2 separate regions of the Homo sapiens genome follow, and region 2 is linked to region 1. A link is a contact called in ENCODE Hi-C or POLR2A ChIA-PET data. All regions are on one chromosome and are shown on one strand. Each heading gives the region's core, a stretch centred on a gene start or an enhancer-like site at or near the end of the contact. The rest is flanking DNA. Distances are from core to core; before and after follow the strand shown. Region 1 has its middle 21 kb from the start of TLR10. Region 2 holds the start of SMIM14 (small integral membrane protein 14).

Region 1 (4,021 bases), core at 37-2,536:
TTGGGGGGTTTTTGTGTTTTTTTGTTAATTTTTGTTTTTTGATCATATCAATTATTTTTATTATCTTTAGAAATAGAAACACAAAACTTAAGAATTTTGTAGAGAATTTGAGTGACTTTAAGAGTGTGTCCTCAGAGTCCAGTTTAAAAAAACAATTCTTCCGACTTTAAAGTCCTGGAGTTGCAGGAAGTATCCTGTCTTCAGGTGAGGGTCTCAGAGGTGATTTATTCCTGAAGTTGGGTATTTGCAAGCTTTTCAAAGCTTTCAGAGCTATCATCATCAGAGGGCCACAAGATGGAGAAGGCACTCCTTGAAATATCCTTTATTTTAGGAAAATAATTTTTCAAAAATTTCAATAGGTTTTGGTGGAACAGATTGTGTTTGGTTACACGCATAAGTTCTTTAGCGGTCGTTTCTGAAATTTTGGTGCCCTCATAACCCAACCAGTGTACGCTGTACCCAATTTGTAGTCTATTATCCCTCACCCCCCCGCTCCCACCCTTTCCCCCGAGGTCCCAAAGTCCATTGTATCATTCTTATGCCTTTGTGGCCTCATAGCTTAGCTCCCATTTATAAGTGAGAACATGCGATGTTTGATTGTCCATTCCTGAGTCACTTCACCTAGAATAATGGTCTCCAATTCCATTCAGGTTGCTGCAAATGCCATTATTTTATTCCTTTTTAAGGCCTTCAGTTTATTTTTTTTAATGATATATGATAGTTTACATATTTATGGAGTACATGTGCTATTTTGTTATATGCATCAAATGTGTAATGATCAAGTCAGGGTATTTGGAGTCTCCATTACCCTGAGTATCATTTCTACGTGCTGGGAACATTTCATGTTCTCTCTTCTAGCTACTTTGAAATATACAATACATTGTTGTTAACTAGAGTCACCCTACTCTGCTATTGAACACCTCCCCCCGTGCAAAAAAAAAAAAAGGATTGTATTGCTCAGTTCATTTTTAAAGCCTTCTTTCTCAAACTTTACTGTGCATAAAATCCAGCCAGGATCTTGCTAAAATGCAGCTTCTGAATCAGTAGGCCTGGGATGGAGCCTGAAATTCTGCATGTCTGACGTCTCTCAGGTGATGCGAACGCTGCAGCCTGGTTTTAGCTGGAATATAGCTTTCAGCAATTCTCTGCTGTTGTTTCTAATTAGGGACAGGAGTGAGAATTAAGAAGACCAGAAAAATGGCCCCTTTCTGTGCCTTTAGGAGGTGATGAAGAGCAAGAAAAAAGAAAAATCAGAAACAACCAAAGAAAACCAAGGCAGCTTTCTCTTTCCATTCCAATCCCATGAGATTTGCGGTTCTGCCCTCGGAGACGACTGATTCAAGGTAGCAGGTGCCCCGGTCAAGATGAGTTGTGGAGAAGACCAGACCTTCCCAGTAGGTTCTTTCCCTGACACAAGGGCTCCTTCCAGATTTTGTTACAGAATTTACAACACATGAAGTGACCCGATGCTTCAGCAAGTGCTTCATGGCTTCCCCCAAAACCAAAGTCAGGGTTCCTGAGAGAGTGCCTAGAAAGTCGGGGTGGAGGTCGGGTGCGGTGACTCACGCCTGTAATCCCAGCACTTTGGGAGGCCGAGGCGGGCGGATTACGAGGTCAGAAGATCAAGACCATCCTGACCAACATGGTGAAACCTGTCTCTACTAAAAATAAAAAATTAGGTGGGTGTGGTGGTGCATGCCTGTAGTCCCAGCTACTTGGGAAGCTGAGGCAGGAGAATCGCTTGAACACGGGAGGCGGAGGTTGCAGTGAGCCGAGATCGTGCCACTGCACTCCAGCCTGGCGACAGAGTGAGACTCCATCTCAAAAAAAAAAAAAAAGTCTGGGTGGAAAGAACCAAGCTTAGAATTGAAGAAGTGTGGAGTCACAGGAAGAGGCGCTCTGCCGGCAGCGTTACTCTTGCATACACAATGAGATTTATTTTAATCCCATGAACTTCTGCTTTCCACAGTGAGAAGGCCCCGTGGGAAGCAACCAATGAAGTGAAACTGCTTCTACCCCAGTGCTGGGCGTCTGTAGGTATGGACAGGCCCTTGCTTTAAGGTAGATGCCCGCCGCAAAACGGGAAGTTGCATTATGGCTGCCTCCCGCTGGGGTTCTTTTTCTCTTGGTATTTTAATTTTTGTTTTTTGGATTTGGTTTGGTTTTTCCTCTTTAAGGATCTTCATATCATTTTTGTCGTTTTTGTTCTTCAGTCTGAAGCTGAGTTTTGAGACAATAAAAAATTCAAAGCCAAATTCGATCTTTTCAGTTTTTAATCTATTGTAATGATTCAGATTAAAGTTTCTCCAGCCACCTGCTTTTAAGGGTGAAGGAGGATGTTGGCTCTATGTTTTCTCCGAGGCTCTGACAATGGAGTTCATTTCCCACCTCTCCCAGGCGGCCTTAGGAGACAAACTTTCCCATTTAATTTGTAGAAAACATGGATCAGGGTGTCCCAGCTGTACCCAAGCCGGGAGTAACAGTTTGGCTTTTATTTGGGTAAATTTTACTCGTCTCCGTCTGTGTGCATGAATTGATATGCATAGGTGGGTGGAAGGAGGATTATTTGGGGGTTGGAAAGGAGAGGTGGGACAGAATAGGGACAGTGGAAAGGACGAGGTGCTGTGTCACCCTTCTTGCCCCCTTGGGCTGGTTTGGAACCCCCGCAGAGGGAGGAGTGAGAGCTGAAGAAATGGATTTCGTGAGCAACTCGGTGAGATGGTGGATCCCAGCATTGCAGCACTGGCATGCTGAGAGGTTGACACACAATTTTGAGGAGAGAAGTACCGAATCTACTGCTAGCTCCGTGGAACTCGGCATGGCTCCTCGTCACAAGGATAGTTGCATTTGGGATTACTGGGAGAAAGCACCCTTAGCATGGTCGTTAGCACCATTGAGAAAGCACCTTCATTCAGCAATGTCAGTAGTGAGAGACTCTTGCAAGGACCTGCAAAGGGCCCAGGGGTAGCTGCCGCGAGCTAGAGGGGAGTAGACTACGGCAGCATGGGGAGAGGAGCTGACAGGAAGCTGTCCGGCACCTGCGAGAATCTCAGGTTCGAATGGAAATATTCGTGTGCACGTTTGCAGGAGGGTGAGAGGCCCCGCTTCAGCAGGTGGGAGCCAGAATAAGAACTGGGGTCACTGATGCTGTTGTGCCTTCTTTGTAGCCTCAGGCTGGTAAGGATTGGTAGCATTTGGATTACACACGTCATGATAAGAATTGCTCTTCCACAACGAGATACCTCCATCCAAGAATAGGGTCTAGCAGGAACAAGTATGTCCATGTTACTACACATAGGAAAGAAACTAATTCTTCCAGTCACCAAGCTCTGGCTCTACCAGTGTAGCAGACCATCTGTGAAAGCAGACTCTGGGCTGGGCACGGTGGCTCAAGCCTGTAATCCCAGTACTTTGGGAGGCCGAGGCAGTTGGATCACCTGAGGTCAGGAGTTCAAGACCAGCCTGGCCAACATGGTGAAAACCCGTCTCTACTAAAAATACAAAAATTAGCCAGGTGTGGTGGTGCACACCTGTAATCCCAGCTACTCGGGAGGCTGAGGCAGGAAATCACTTGAACCCAGGAGGCAGAGGTTGCAGTGAGCAAGACAGCACCACTGCACTCCAGCCTGGGCGACAGAGCGAGACTACGTCTCAAAAAAAGAAAAAAAAAAAACACAGGCTCTGTCATCACAATCTTGCATTTCTGTCACTTACTAGCCATGAAACCTTGACTTCTGGTTGGGGACTTTATCTGTTAATAGGAATAATGATAACATTTAACCCTTGGATCTATGTGATTTAACAAGTATAACATCACGACAGACTTAGAACAGTGGCTGGCACATTTGAAATCTCAAAAAGGGCTGAGCATGGTGGCTCATGTCTGTATTCCCAATGCTTTGGGAAGCTGAGGTGAGAGGATCAATTGAGCCCAGGAGTTCAAGATCAGCCTGGGGAATATAATGAGATCCTGTCTCTACAAAAAAATTAAGATGTGAGCAGAGCATGGTGGCACGTGCCT
Region 2 (3,705 bases), core at 595-3,094, 880 kb after region 1:
AGTCCATGTCTGAAAAATTTAAATTATTACTCAAAAAAGAAGTACTAGAATGTGAAAAAGCAGGTTATGTACTGAAAAGCATATGTGGTATGATACCATATTTGTATAAAATATATAAATGCAAAAAAGTAGTTTAGAAGGGTATAAACTAACATTTTGGTGATCTTTGGGTGGCAGGATTATTGATTTTTTTTTCCTATCTGCTTTTATCAACATCTTCTCTATTACACAAAGTATTTCGTATAACCAAAAATATTAGTTATAGGCTAGCATAAAAGGTAAAAAGCTGAAAAAGAACTTCAAGAAATCTTTCCTTCTTCTAAATCAGAAGGATTCCAACTACAGTAGTAAGAAAAAATATCTCAACGGCAAACACTGGAGAAAAGATTCGTTAAGGGGTTCATGTTATACCACAAGGACATACCCTTCAAGGAAATAATCTAAACTCATAACTCTTCCTGGGTTTGATAAGGAGCAATTAACTATCACGTACTGTTGTTCTTTCTTGCTGTTAACCACTGAAACACCTCAATTAATGAGTTCTCGGGGGTGAAGCGGTGTTCTTAAACACCACGTTGGAAAAAAAAAAAAAGTTAGGACAAAAAGGTTTGGTTTTCTGGTCGCAGTGCTGTCGACGGCCGCGGAGAGCGGCAAGTTCGGAGCAGGCTACACTAAAGGAATCTGCGCGGCCAGCCACCCTAAGTGGAAGGGAATGCAAAGCCTCCTGCAACCTCCACAGCGCTGGGCAGCAAGAATGCCTCCTAAGCGTCCCAACACTCCAACACCTGGAAGGTCTTACGCTTTCCAAGTTATAATATGTACAGCTGCTGTTTCTGACAATAACACACACAAACTGGAAGGTCTCTTCTGCAAATGTAGCTATTACGTGTGTGAAGCTCATCCGACTCTCTCGATGCAAAAGTAACACATTCTATTAAGGCCACAGCCTCGGTTTTGCCAACTGGGGCAACTGAAAACATCCTACCGACTCTCTACAGCTAGCAAACCATCTCGGCTAAAATCCTGGCACATATAAACAGCCACTTTGGTGAAGTCTGCCTTTAAACAGCAACACGGGACTTCGGGTAGAGCCGGTAACCAGTTTATCACACACTATTAGTTCCAATAAAGGGTGCTGCTACCTCTTTACTGTCAGCCTTGGTTCCACTTACTGAGCAAACAGAAAAAGGGGATCCTTTAAATTCGCGACACAATAGGAGCTAAAAAGCTCTCGCTTTCAGGGTGTCAGCTTTCTCGTCTCACTTATCACAACAAAGGACGCATCCTAGTGACTTCACCGTACCCAGAAAGGGCTGAGGGAGACGGTAAACAAGATAGTGTGGATTTCAGGATTTGTGAGTTTTTCCTTCCAGCTACGACTCTCTTTTTACTCCATGATACGCCTCCACCCGTCGACAATCTGATCCTAAAAATAAAACCACCCGTGGCTACCTTGCCCTTGCCTGCAAAGCCCCGACTCTGACATCCTGCAGAGAATACCCAATTGCAGGCTCTTCGCGGGGGACGCGGGCTCGGCAGCAGCGGAGCTTCTCCCGGTGCAGAATCGCCAGCCCGGCCGAGGAAACGCCAAGCCCGAGAAACAGCCCTGTTCTGCCGCAGCCGCCGCAGTCCCCGAGAGCCTGAGGAGCCCCCAGGAAAAACTGGGGCGAGGGGAGGGTGAGCCAGCAAACGCTGGTGGGAGAGGGGGAGACACTCACCCGCCCAGACAACAACCGATGGGGCGGGGAGGATGGGGGCCGGGACCGAGGCTCGGCAGAAAGACCGCCTGGAGCTTCCAGAAGGCTGCGGCTGCTCCGGACGCTGCTGCCACTGCCGTTTCTGGCCGCCGGCTTCCTCCCCCTCCTCTGTTTTGATTCGAGTGACCACGTCACTCTTAGCCACAAGACCCGGATCTGCCGGCTCCCGCGGGCGGCGGCGCAACAGATTGCAGCGCCTGGAGACTCCAGCTGCCCCGCCTGCCGAGCATGCGCATGCCCAGCGCCTGCCCTGTGCGTCCCGGGAAGCCGGGCGGGAGCCTGCGGCTTCGGACGCCTACGACACGCTGTGCGTGGGGGCGCGGAGTGCGGGGGATGTAGTTCCGGTTGGGAGGGGCGTGGCTGAGGACTGTGAAGCAATCGGGGCGAGGCCGGGTGTCTGTTCAACTCTCCCGCGTATCGTCTGTTTCTTCGGCGGCGGACAGTGTTCTGTAATGTGTCTCCCGTTGCCCGAGCTAAAGGTTTTCCTCGACGGAGTCTTTAGAATACCGTGGTAGAGGTAGACGCGGTTACAAATTGATGTCTGTTGAGACAGTCTACCCCTGTAAAGTGTTTTTGGTTACTCAGGCCCGGATGGAAATTGGAGATGGGGATTACAAAAATACATCAAATGTGGCTGTTATTGATTCCCTTTACCTTAACATTTTTGCACCGGAAACGACCAAAATTAAGTTCAACAGGAATATTAATAAAAGGAATATGTAGTCGGGCTTGGTGACTCATGCCTGTAATCCCAGCACTTCAGGAGGCAGAGGTGGGCGGATCACTTGAGGTCAGGAGTCCGAGACCAGCCTGGCCGACATGGTGAAACCCCATCTCCACTAAAAACACAAAAATTAGCCGGGCATGGTGGTGCCCGCTTGTAGTCCCAGCTACTCGGGAGGCTGAGGTGGAAGAATCGCTTGAACCCGGGAGGCGGAGGTTGCAGTGAGCCGAGATCGCGCCACTGCACTCCAGCCTGGGTGATAGTGAGACTTTGTCTCAAACTAAATAATTAAAGATATGTGACCAAAGATGACTTGCTGGTCAGGAGATAATGGGGAAGTAGGAGGGAATGCTGTGGCTAGGCAGCCAGCCAGCCCAAGTCTTAGTTGCTTTGGTTGTAGAGCTGGAATAAGAGTGCTGCTTTTACCCAATCTTCCTTTTAGAGCAAGTTGGTGCTTCCTATTCTCCCATTCTAGTCTCTGAGTCTCCCCGCTAAATTTTGGGGGCCCTGGAAATTTCCCAATTTGGCAAAATGCAGAACTATATTGTTTTCTTAGGTCCTTCAGTTGGCAAGCTTTAATTAAAATGGGACAAGTGGCGAAGTAAAAGTGAATCCCAAACAAAGATTTTACGAAAGTGCCTCTCTGCCAGTCTTGACGGAGAGGTGAAAGCTGCAAGCTTTCTTACTCAGATTTGATGACCTTTTCACTTACCCAGACTTCCACCTCAGCAATTTGGTTAATTACCCCTCGACAAGCTGAATCACCTTCCCCAAATAAGTATCATTTACAAGAGCTTTTTAATTAAAGTGGATATTGAACACAGGTAAAGGTTTCTAGAAAATTAAAGGTTTCTGGTAAAACTTGAAGTGTTTCCCAGTTAACTAATTGCAAAGTAGATACAAAGAATAAAGATTTTGGCCCTTAATCTGCAACCTTGAACTCTGCTTACTCAAATTCAGAGTTTGAGATGGAATCTGGTGCCCTAATGAGCTGACACTGTACCAAAGGGTCTTTAATTTGTGCAACTCCAAACAAAATCTGTTATGCTTGAGTGCACCCATGGGCACGTATGTGTTTGAGAACACAGCTGTGTTTAAGAGAACAGTATGGTACAAAACTAGAATTGTACTGGTTGTTGCAAAATTCTCAGTACTTGGTTTTGTTGTTGTTGTTTTTGTTGTTGTTGTTTTTGTTTGTTTTTGAGATGGAGTCTTGCTCTGTTG

Evidence for each region. Hi-C counts contacts between places; a loop is a spot of excess contacts on that map. ChIA-PET counts read pairs that join two places held with the same protein, here RNA polymerase II (POLR2A). Pooled maps may share reads with other maps.
Region 2: a map of B cell shows a loop between it and region 1 (4-fold over the local background). The contact joins the promoter of SMIM14 here to the enhancer-like site in region 1. A Hi-C loop is called at or near these places in 1 of 168 maps with a recorded cell type or tissue (B cell), 1 of 37 single-sample maps with no recorded cell type and 4 of 50 pooled maps. POLR2A ChIA-PET finds 5 or more read pairs at or near these places in 2 of 52 experiments (WTC11 and activated T-cell).

Annotation. Positions count from the first base shown.
Region 1 is chr4:38,759,790-38,763,810 of GRCh38, forward strand. No RefSeq gene overlaps it. Among named protein-coding and RNA genes, the nearest start is that of TLR10, 21 kb to the right of the region's middle. RefSeq lists enhancers at 1,189-1,338, 1,359-1,528, 1,579-1,628, 1,729-2,038. Within about 2 kb of position 1,287, at least 9 of the 41 ENCODE cell types and tissues checked have a DNase peak (open chromatin) inside an H3K27ac peak, as active enhancers do; they include B cell, where a contact is called at or near this core.
Region 2 is chr4:39,637,021-39,640,725 of GRCh38, forward strand. SMIM14 (small integral membrane protein 14) reads right to left here and starts at 1,845. Exons shown (of 5, transcript NM_174921.3): 1 at 1,719-1,845. It overlaps SMIM14-DT (SMIM14 divergent transcript), which reads left to right and starts at 2,120. Exons shown (of 6, transcript NR_183845.1): 1 at 2,120-2,274. RefSeq lists an enhancer at 1,787-2,504.